Linked DNA regions of Homo sapiens: region 2 is linked to region 1. A link is an interaction called in ENCODE POLR2A ChIA-PET data of the cell type or tissue named here. Cell type or tissue: CD4-positive, alpha-beta T cell. All regions are shown on one strand. Each heading gives the region's core, and the rest is flanking DNA. Links, peaks and the distances in the headings are about the cores only.

Region 1 (5,379 bases), core at 83-5,082:
TATAGTTGTGCTCAGGGCTCTGGCTACTTTGTGGCCTTGATCTCTCACTCCTAAGATGCTTGTTTACACTTAGAGATTCTGCCATCAGATTCTATTTAAACCTGTAGCCTCTCACAGAAAGGTAGCAATGTGAAAAGGTCAAAGAGTCACACTCTCAAAGGAGGGATCTGAAGTGTCTATGTGGACATCTCACAATGCAGAAAATGCCTCCTGTTGGTTTTCTGTACATTCTCAATCTAAAGTCTGGCCCTGTCTTGTAAATTCCAGGCAGAGACCAGACCTTATGTGCAGATTCTAGATAAAATCAACATCACTTTGCATTTTTGGCTGTTACAGCGAGTACAATCAAAGGAGAAATCTACTCACAGAGACTGCTCTAGAAAATTCTAAATAATATTTTACCTAAAAAAAAGCTGACACAACATGAATATAAGTACACAGTTTATTGGGGCCAAGCTTAAGCATTGTAACTTGAGAAGAAATATTCAAGATGCCTGGAATCTATACTGATTAGCAGCAATTACAAGTGGATTTGTGAAGGGAAAAAAAGAAGAGAGATAGAGAGTGGGGTGATACAAACTAGTTTGTGAGAAATTCTTATTTGTTTAAATAAATAACTTATTATTGGTTTAACTTATACCTACTTTTGGCAATAGTGAACAGCTTCAAGAGATCAATATATAGTTGAAAGTAGGGAGAAAGACATAATTGTGCTCTTATTTTAATGTCTGAGTTTTATAAGTAAAAAGACTGGCAGACAGCCACAGTGGCTCACGCCTGTAATCCCAACATTTTGGGAGGCCGACGCAAGTGGATCACGAAGTCAAGAGATCGAGACCATACTGGCCAACATGGTGAAGCCCATGTCTGCTGAAAAAAGTAATACAAAATTAGCCAGGTGTGATGGCACATGCCTGTAATCCAAGCTACTCGGGAGGCTGAGGCAGGAGAATAGCTTGACCTGGGAGGAAGAGGTTGCAGTGAGCCGAGATCACGCCACTGCACTCCAGCCTGGTGACAGAGCAAGACTCCATCCCCCCCAACCCTCCCCTAAAAAAAAAAAGACTTGCATTTCTCAAATGAAACTTTTGTTTTGTTTTGTTTTTTAATTTCTAGACCTAGATTTAGAATTTGGAGCTGCAGATTTAGGTCCTGGATGGGTGGAGTAGCAGCAGGTGTTACCTGCAATTGTGAGCATTTTAGCAAGAGGAGAAAAAGAGAAGTGGAGATTCTCATGTCTCCATGTCTACTCAATGCACACTTGTTACACTGATTGGGTTTCTGGGCTCCATGGTCTCTGAATCAGTTTCAGGTCTGAAGATACAAGAGTCATTGAAAGAAGTAAAATGGTTAATATCTGCCCTATTAAGTTTGTAGAAATCTAGGCCAGGTGAGGTGCCTCACACCTGTAATCCCAGCACTTTGGGGGCTAAGGTGGGTGGATCACCTGAGGTCAGGAGTTCAAGACCAGCCTGACCAATATGGAAAAACCCTGTCTCTACTGAAAATACAAAATTAGCCAGGCTTGGTGGTGCATGCCTGTAATCCCAGCTACTCGGGACACTGAGGCAGGAGAATCACTTAAACCCAGGAGGTGGAGGCTGCAGTGAGCTGAGATTGTGCCACTGTACTCCAGCCTGGGCAACAAGAGTGAAATTCCATCTAAGAAAAAAAAAAAAAGTTTGTAGAAATCTGCTCTAGCCCCTCTAGAAGTGACTGTGGAGGACTATAGATACCAAATAGGCAGAGACACAATTCTGCCTGCATATTTAGGTGACAGTATGCACTTTACAGCATAACTGTGAGTTGGCTAGAAGCCTGAGAGGGAAAGTCCCCTCTAGAGTAAAGCTTGGTTGGCACCTTATTTGTTTATATTATGTCCGGTAATTCTAGGAAATATAATTTTAAAAAAATTCTCTTCAGCCCCAGAGAAACCACAATAATAGAAAAGAAAGAGGTTGGGCATGCTGGCTTACACCAGTAATCCCAGCTTTGGGAGGCCAAGGCGGGTCGATCATGAAATCAGGAGATAGAGACCATCCTGGCTAACACGGTGAAACCCCATCTCTACTAAAATAAAAAAAAATAAAATAAAATAAAAAAGACGGGCATAGTGGCATGTGCCTGTAATCCCAGCTACTTGGGAGGCTGAGGCAGGAGAATCACTTGAACCTGACAGGCAGAGGTTGCAAAGAGCTGAGATCACACCACTGCACTCCAGCCTGGGAAATACAGCGAGACTCTGTCTCAAAAAAAAAAAAAAAAAAAGAAAAAGAAAACTCTTTCATTACACAATTAAATCTGAATGTCAAATGTATTACAGTCAGTCTGCTTAAGAGATCGAAAAGACATAAAGATGGTTACCATAAATAGTTCACAAGTAGAAGAATTCACAGCACCATGTCATACATAGTTCATCCTAAATTCACCTGGACATTGGGGAGGTCATCCATATATGCTAATTGGTTATATTCAATGACAAAATAACCTTTTCACATCTTCCTGACAAGATAGTTCTGCAACTTGAAGCCAGCTGCCTGCTGAAGGCAGACTTTCACTCTTCTACAAAAGTGGTTGAATAGGGTGCTATCTTTTTGGCTACTTGCATTTTAAAGCAGTACCTCTCTCCTCCCTGAGGACGGGGTTACAGTACTCCGGCTTCCCCTCTTCTGGTGGCCAGTGTCCTCTTTTGTTTCCTACCATCTGCCACTGCGGTATGGACCACAGCACAGGGCTCACAGCTGGCAGCTCACATCATAGGTGAACGCCAATTGCCATAGCAGCACTTTAGTGTCACATCAAAGAGTGAAGCCTGAGCTGCAGGAAGAGAGCCTCCCTGGGTAGAACTGCACCTTCACAATAACGGAAATGAGAGCATTATTTAAGCCACAGTTTCTATTTATAATGGTGACATGGAAAATATACTGCTAGATTTCCAGCATGCATCCAGATAGAGATAGCTCCAAGAGTTCTCACTGTGACAGCCACGTCTTTCACAGACATTATGGGATACTAATAGGGCTTCTAAAACAGATACACAAAGCATTCTACAGAAAAACAGCTCTCACTCTGAGAAAGATTATATTGAGAGAAAAAAAAGAAGTTAAAAGCATCTTAAGAAAAAACTGAAATTAGATATAAGATTGATCAAGTCAGCCAGAAAATATTCCTGCAAAAACAATTTCTCTCTAAATACCCAAAGTGCATAGCTACTCTCAGCATGAGAAACATGAGTATTATGAAGAAAAGAGGTATATTATCAGCAGAATCATAAAATATTTTTTCTATCTCTGCTGCTCTCTAATTTTCTAGCCTTTGAATGCAGAATCTATATTCAAATATATCTGACAACTTCCACCAGCACTTTGATAAAAAATTAAAATCTGACTGTGTTAATATAGTGGAATATACATGAACCTGCAAGGTAGCTAACTGGAGAGCTACTACAGTTTTTGGGTGGCCACATCATCTGTCTTTATTTGTCCTACAATAGCAGCATTCCAATTTGTGAAATGAAAGACATTGAAATTATGCTTACTTATAATTATCTCTATTGGTTAAATTAATAAGCATAGCAGACTAATATCTACTGTAACAATGTGGTAGTAAAATTTCTTTGGATATTAGATATAAATATGTAAGTAGGAATAATTTTAACATACTAGTCATAATGTATGTAGGATTTTTTAAAAAATTTCTGTAACTGTATTTCAATTGAAAAACTTTACATTTCAAAAGTATGAATCACAATAATAAAAGAATTAAGGAATTCATTCAAAGTAGACATTGTGGCTTTATATTCATACTATTGTAGAAAATACTATTAAATGTATATGAATGCAGGTTGTCTAACAACACCACACATAACTATGCTAATTGTACTGAAGTAATAAATAGAAACCAAGGTATGACAATATACTCCACTGTTCAGTTTATAAACTGTACTATTTTTGCTTTTGTAGTGTAAGTACTTCAGCCTGTAAATAATCATGTTGGATAAACAGGTTTCTGTCAATCAAATTACCAATATCTTTTAGTCCTTATAATTCTGTTTTGCTAAATTTAATCCTATTTTTATGCTAAACTTTTGTGTGCTCTTGGAATGAGTTTTACTGTGAACAAATCTGTGTCAACTTTAAAAGACTAAAAATAATAAGAATAACCTTTTGCCAAAGCAGAAACAAAGCAATTAATCTCAGGTCCCAGATAAAGACAATCGTGAGTAAAAAAAAAATAAATACATAACAAAGATTTATTTAGCTGTTAATGATTTACATATATTTCAAAAAAAGGAGATAAAAATCTACACATAATCTAAGTGTTTTAAGAAAAGAGATTTTAGTAAGATATTTTCTCTTATTTTTATGTGGACTAATTAAGCCTCTTATTTCTAATTTATATTTTCTTTTACAACAGCTAGGTCTCTAAACATGTTCTTGAACTCATGGACATCTACATTTTGCACATTGTGCACACAGGAAAGAATGTTTACGGAAGAAAAAGCAGAAAAGAGAAAGGTGTTATATAAAATTCATGGGTTCATATGAATAAAGCAAGTTCTTAGAGACCTATGAAGAGATTTAGATTCTGACACAACAATAGTGGGAGACTACAACATCCCACAGGCACTAATAGACAGATAACTGAAGAAGAAAATTAACAAAACATTAGAACCTAAACTCAACACTTGACCAAATAGTCCTAATAGACATCTACAGAACTCTTCAGCTTGACAAAAATATAATTCAACAAAAAGAAAACAACTTGAAACCATACAATTACATAAAAATTAAACAACCGGCACTTGAATAACTTCTTGATAAATAATGAAATTAAGGCAAAAACCAAGAAGTTCTTTTAAACAAATAAGAACAAAAAAACAGGCCAGGGCTGGGCATGGTGGCTCATGCCTGTAATCCCAGCACTTTGGGAGGCCGAGGCAGGCAGATCATGAGGTCAGGAGTTTGAGACCAGCCTGGCCAAGATGGTGAAACCCCATCTCTACTAAAAATACAAAAATTAGCCCATCATGGTGGCACATGCCTATAATCCTAGCTACTTGGGAGGCTGAGGCCAGAGAGTCGCTTGAACCTGGAAGGCAGTGGTTGCAGTGAGTTGAGATCGTGCCATTGCACTTGGCCTGGGCAGCAAGAGCGAAAATCCATCTCAAAATAAATAAATAAATAAATATAAATAAAAATAAAAAACCAACACATCAGAATATCTGCAATACTGCTAAAGTAGTGTTAAAAGGGAAATTTATAGCATTTAATGCTAAAAAAGTTTGAAAGATCTTCATTTGACAACCTGACATCATAAATAAAAGAATGAAAGAAGCAAGAGCAAATCAATCCCTAAGCTAGCAGCAGACAAGAAATA
Region 2 (5,379 bases), core at 287-5,286, 290 kb before region 1:
TTTCTGTTCTCTAAAGGAAACCAGGAGGCAGAAATTATTTGTTTTCTCCTCAATACTGGTATCTGATTGACTGACCAGCAATGTGTCTTTAAGAAATGAAAGCTGGGTTGGGTGAAGACAATATTAATGTCTCATAAAATTAGCTTTAAAAAAAAAAGTGCACTAGGAAATGCCTTTTAGACTCAGGGCATCCACCTGCGCACTTGGGACGCTACACTCAATACCTCAGATTTTCCTATGAGAGAATATGACCCAGAAGCTGATATTTACTAGACACTCTAAGCAGACATAGCCATGGTGGGTATCTTCGTTTATCCCAATACAGTACTGAAACCCAGGTCCAAGAAAACCGAATGGTGACTGAAGACACATCACACTATAGTTTCCAAAAGGAAAACTTGACCCAAAAACATTCTGATAAGATATCTGTGACTAGGGAAGATAGAAGAAAAAAAAACGCAGAGATATTTTACAATACAGTGTCAGGAGATTATTCTTTGCTTTCTTCTCATAGGAAATATTTACAAAAAGAAAACAAACCTTTTTAAATGTGCCATCAAATGCTTTGTCAAAAAATGATTAATTGGCCGGGTGCAGTGGCTCACGCCTGTAATCCCAGCACTTTCGGAGGCCAAGGCGGGCGTATCACCCGAGGTCGGGAGTTTGAGACCAGCCTGACCAACATGGAGAAACCCTGTCTTTACTAAAAACACAAAATTAGCCAGGCATGGTGGCACATGCCTATAATCCCAGTTACTAGGGAGGCTGAGGCAGGAGAATCGCTTAAACCTGGGAGGCGGAGGTTGCGGTGAGCCGAGATCGTGCCATTGCACTCCAGCCTGGGCAACAAGAGTGAAACTCTGTCTCAAAAAAAAAAAAAAAAAAAAAAAAAAAAAGATTAATTGGCCAGGCGAGATGGCTCACGTCTGTAATACCAGCTCTTGGGGAGGCTGATGCAGGCGGATCGCTTGAGGCTAGGAGTTTGAAACCAGCCTGGACAACATAGTGAAGCCCGGTCTCTACTAAAAATACAAAAATTAGCCAGGCGTGGGGGCGGGCGCCTATAATTCCAGCTACTTGGGCGACTGAGACAAGAGAATCATTTGATCCCATAAGGCAGAGGTTGCAGTGAGCCTAAATCACACCACTGCACCACTGCACTCCATCCGGGGTGACCGAGCAAGCCTCTGTCTCAAAAATTAAAATAAATAAATAAATAAAAATTAAAACAGGTATCAAAATCTACCCTAAAGGACAAATAGATGATAAAGTGAATTAGGGAGGGGACATTGGCATTTGGGAATGTCAGACAAAACGGGAAATTTAGTATTTTCCTGCAAGCCAGAGTTAGGCTGGAGGAATAGGGGATGAGGGGTGGACTTGAGGCCCTGCTTGGGATACATGTGAAAATTTCAGGAAAAAAGCAGTCCCCTGTGGAGTGTGAAAATAATTAAGTGGCAGGCAATTAGATTGAGGTGGCTCTAGTCCCCGGATTTCTACTTCTAAAAAAAAAATCTAAACTCAAGAGCATTTTTTGGTAAATTACTACATTAGCGGAAACAAAATTCTTGCTTAACCAAGAATAAGCTGACAATTAAGCTCTGATTACATAACCAGGATATTCCCACCTTAAATGTAAAAATTAAGAAACGAGGCTGGGCACGGTGGCTCACGCCTGTAATCCTAGCACTTTCGGAGGCCAAGGTGGGTGGATCACCTGAGGTCAGGAGTTGGAGACCAGCCTGGCCAACATGGTAAAACCCCGTCTCTACTAAAAATAAAAAAATTGTGGTGGCGGGCGCCTGTAGTCCCAGCTACTAGGGAGGCTGAGGCAGGAGAATCGCTTGAACCCAAGAGGCGGAGGTTGCAGTGAGTCGAGATCACACCACTGCACTCCAGCCTGAGCAAAAAAGTGAGACTCTGTCTCAAAAAAAAGAAAAAAAAAAAAAAAAAACGACAACCTAGATTGCTGTACCTAGCCAATTATTGAATTTGGTTTTCTTTATCATGAACCTTGTAACAATCTTTTCTTCAGGCCCCTTCCATGGACCACAAAAGTACAAACCACAGCTGGGTGTGGTACAATTTTTGAATCATTCTTTTATTAAAGTATTTAATATTTTTGCAGTGACGCCCATAAATTTTTAATGGGAAAAAAGAGGGCCTGGGAACCCCACAGACCAAAGCTCTTCCCGTTCATGAACCCGCAACCCGAGTCAGGATTCTCCCCTGACGACCCTCCCCGGGTCCCTGAACAATCTGGGAGAGACGCGGGGCTGCGGGTCCACAGCTGCCCAGAGAGGGCTCCAGGACAGGGCACAGTCACTGCGCAGGGAAGAAACAGGACTCCTGGGGGTCTGGCTGTCAGCGCAGCCGCCATCTTATTTCTGAAGGGGACTGAGGTCGAGCTGGGCGCAGATTGTGGAGCTGACTGGGGGGAGGCCTGAGTCCCGCCACAGCCGCTTCCCACCAGTTCCAACCAGCCCCCTCCCCTCTCTCGGGATGTCGGACTGGCATTCTCACCATTTCTAGGCTTCTAGGGGGTCCTGGCATCTTAGCTGTGGATCTCCAATACCTGCTGGTAACAGCGCCACAGAGGCTGGGCCTCTAGGAGCAGAGGACACAGAGCAGTGAAGACAGACCTGGGACTCCGGCGACAGCGAGAGACAAAGGCCCCGCCATATCCCGGAAGCCGCTTTGTCCAGTCCAGCTGTGTGCCTGATTGGACAGTTCCCAGCCCAACGTCCCTAGTTGGATAACGTTTAAGGCCCCGCCTACTCAGACCCTGAGTGATAGAAGATGTGATCACACCCTAGGCTGAAGAAAGAGTGACAGCCTAAGCTGCAGCCTTATCGGGCAGGGCTTCCTCCCTGAGCTGAGCCAGGCCCACCCCAGAGCATGGGAAAATTCTATATCTTTTTTGCTCTCTCTCTTTTTCAATGTATTCAAAATGTGAACAAACATATTTTATGTATATTAATAATACATATAATTTTTGTTCAAGAGAAAATCAACTTTTACTTTAGTAATAATGTATTATCAGCACTAAAGCTAATTTGATAAACCGTTATAAGTAAATCCATCAGCTGGGCGCGGTGGCTCACGCCTGTAATCCCAGCACTTTCGATGGCCAAGGCGGGCGGATCACATTAGGTCATGTGTTGGAGACCAGCCTGACTATCATGGTGAAACCTCATCTCTACTAAAAATACAAAATTAGCTGGGCGTAGTGGCACGTGCCTGTAATACCAGCTTCTCGGGAGGCTGAGGCAGGAGAACTGCTTGAACCTGGGAGGTGGAGGCTGCAGTGAGCGTGGATCGCGTCATTACACTCCAGCCTGGACAACAAGAGTAAAATTCCGTCTCAAAAAAATAAAAGAAAAAAAAATTAGCTGGGCATGGTGGCGCACGCCTATAACCCCAGCTTCTCGGGTGGCTGAGGCAGCAGAATTCCTTGAACCCGGGGGGCTGAGGTTGCAGTGAGTCAAGATCCTGCCACTGCACCCTAGCCTGGGCGACAGAGCGAGACTTTGTCTCAAAAAATAAAATAAAATAACAAAAATAAAGTCCATCAAATTTGTCTTTTTGACCATTCTAGATTTTTATACATATTTTATGATCTCTTATACTTTTTTTTATTTTTTATTTTTTGTCTAGACGAAGTCTAGCTCTGTCGCCCAAGCTGGAGTACAGTGGCGCCATCTTGGCTAACTGCAACCTCTGCCTCCTGGGTTCAAGCGATTCTCCTGCCTCAGCCTCCCGAGTAGCTGGGATTACAGGCGTGCATCACCAAACCTGGCTAATTTTTTGCATTTTTAGTAGAGACGGGGTTTCACTATGTTGCCAGGCTGGTCACGAACTCTTGGCCTCAGGTAATCCACCCGCCTCAGCCTCCCAAATTACTGGGATTACAGGCGTGAGCCATCGTGCCTGGCCATTTTTTAAATTTTTATGTTGTATTTTAATCTACATTATTTTTATATTTTCAATTTGAAACAACCTTTAAATAATTTCAAAGTAGACAAAATGTTTCTAACTTTCTTCATCAAAAGCATATTTTGCTTTTGTTTATACACTGTTTTTTTATTTCCAGGAGAGGCTTGCTCTTTCGCCCAGGCTGAAGTGCAGTGGCGCAATCTTGGCTCACTGCAACCTCCGCCTCCCAAGTTCAAGCGATTCTCCAGCCTCAGCCTCTGGAGTAGCTGGGACTACAGGTGTAAGCCATCATGCCCGGTTTATTTCTGTATTTTAAGTAGGGACTGGAATTTGCCTTGCTGTTCAGGCTGGTCTCAAACTCCTAAGCTCGAAATGATCCACCTGCCTTGGCCTCCCAAAGTGTTGGGTGTTGGGATTACAGACGTGACCCACTGCGCCTGGCCTTTGTTTATACACTCTCTATAAAAAAATTGTTTTACACCTAGAAATCTTAGTTTTTATATATATATATATATACCCTTAACAAACTAATTTTTAGTGAAACCCCTAGGAAGTAATTTTGAACTGTTTTGTATCAATATTTGTAGATAAAAAATTTTATGTTTTTTAATAAAAGACGTTTATTCAAATTTTCTGTTAAGTAACAGATCTAAATATAGTTAGCTTTTCTATATCATGTTAAAAAAAATTCTGGGCTGGGTGCAGTGGCTCACGCCTGTAGTCCCAGCACTTTGGGAGGCCGAGGTGGGTGGATCACGAGGTCAGGAGTTCAAGACCAGCCTGGCCAATATGGTGAAACCCCCATCTCCACTATTAAATACAAAAATTAGCTGGGCGTGGTGGCGCGTGCCTGTAGTCCCAGCTACTCAGAGGCTGAGGCAGGAGAATCGCTTGAACCTGACAGGAGGAGGTTGAAGTGAGCCAAGATCAGGTCACTGCACTCCAGCCTGGGTGACAGAGTGAGGCTCTGTCTCAAAAAAAAAAAAAAAAAAGATTGTGGTCACTCATGATGGCTCATGTTTATAATCCCAGCACTTTGGGAGGCCAAGAAATGAAGACTGCTTAAGCCCAGGAATTTGAGATCAGCCTGGGCAACATGGCAAAAACATGTATCTAAAAAAATACAAAAGTTAACTGAGCATGGTGGCCTGTACCTTTAGTACCAGCTGTTCAGGAGGCGGAGGGAGGAGGATTGCCTGAACCAAGGAGGTCGAGGCTGCAATGAGCCCTGATTAAGCCACTGCACTCTATTCTGGGTGACAGAGTGAGACCCTTTCTAAAAAATAAAAAATAAACCAAAAACAGCCAAAGCATAGAAAGTTAAACTTACGGGGTTTGGGATTATTTTTTGTTTATTATTATTATTATTATTTCCAAAGTTTTTAAGGTACAGAAGATGTTTGGATACATGGATAAGTTCTTTTGTAGTGATTTCTAATATTT

The links. Peaks named below come from ENCODE experiments on the same cell type or tissue, not always from the same donor. Only the 100,000 strongest peaks of a DNase experiment are listed, where the experiment ranks them.
Region 2: POLR2A ChIA-PET joins it to region 1 with 6 read pairs; 3 of 35 experiments call an interaction of 5 or more read pairs at or near these places.

The regions. Positions count from the first base shown.
Region 1 is chr19:23,796,917-23,802,295 of GRCh38, reverse strand. All of the region lies in intron 1 of RPSA2 (ribosomal protein SA 2), which reads right to left. It also overlaps the pseudogene BNIP3P39. Among named protein-coding and RNA genes, the nearest start is that of RPSA2, 37 kb to the right of the region's middle. In CD4-positive, alpha-beta T cell, for the core only: no CTCF peak of the experiment used is centred there; DNase peaks (open chromatin) are centred at 1,805 and 2,785; H3K4me3 peaks cover 1,255 bases; H3K27ac peaks cover 2,824 bases.
Region 2 is chr19:24,084,482-24,089,860 of GRCh38, reverse strand. ZNF254 (zinc finger protein 254) reads right to left here and starts at 2,674. Exons shown (of 4, transcript NM_203282.4): 1 at 2,524-2,674. The coding sequence starts at 2,553. RefSeq lists enhancers at 2,299-2,388, 2,449-2,498, 2,549-2,628. In CD4-positive, alpha-beta T cell, for the core only: no CTCF peak of the experiment used is centred there; a DNase peak (open chromatin) is centred at 2,730; H3K4me3 peaks cover 1,383 bases; H3K27ac peaks cover 946 bases.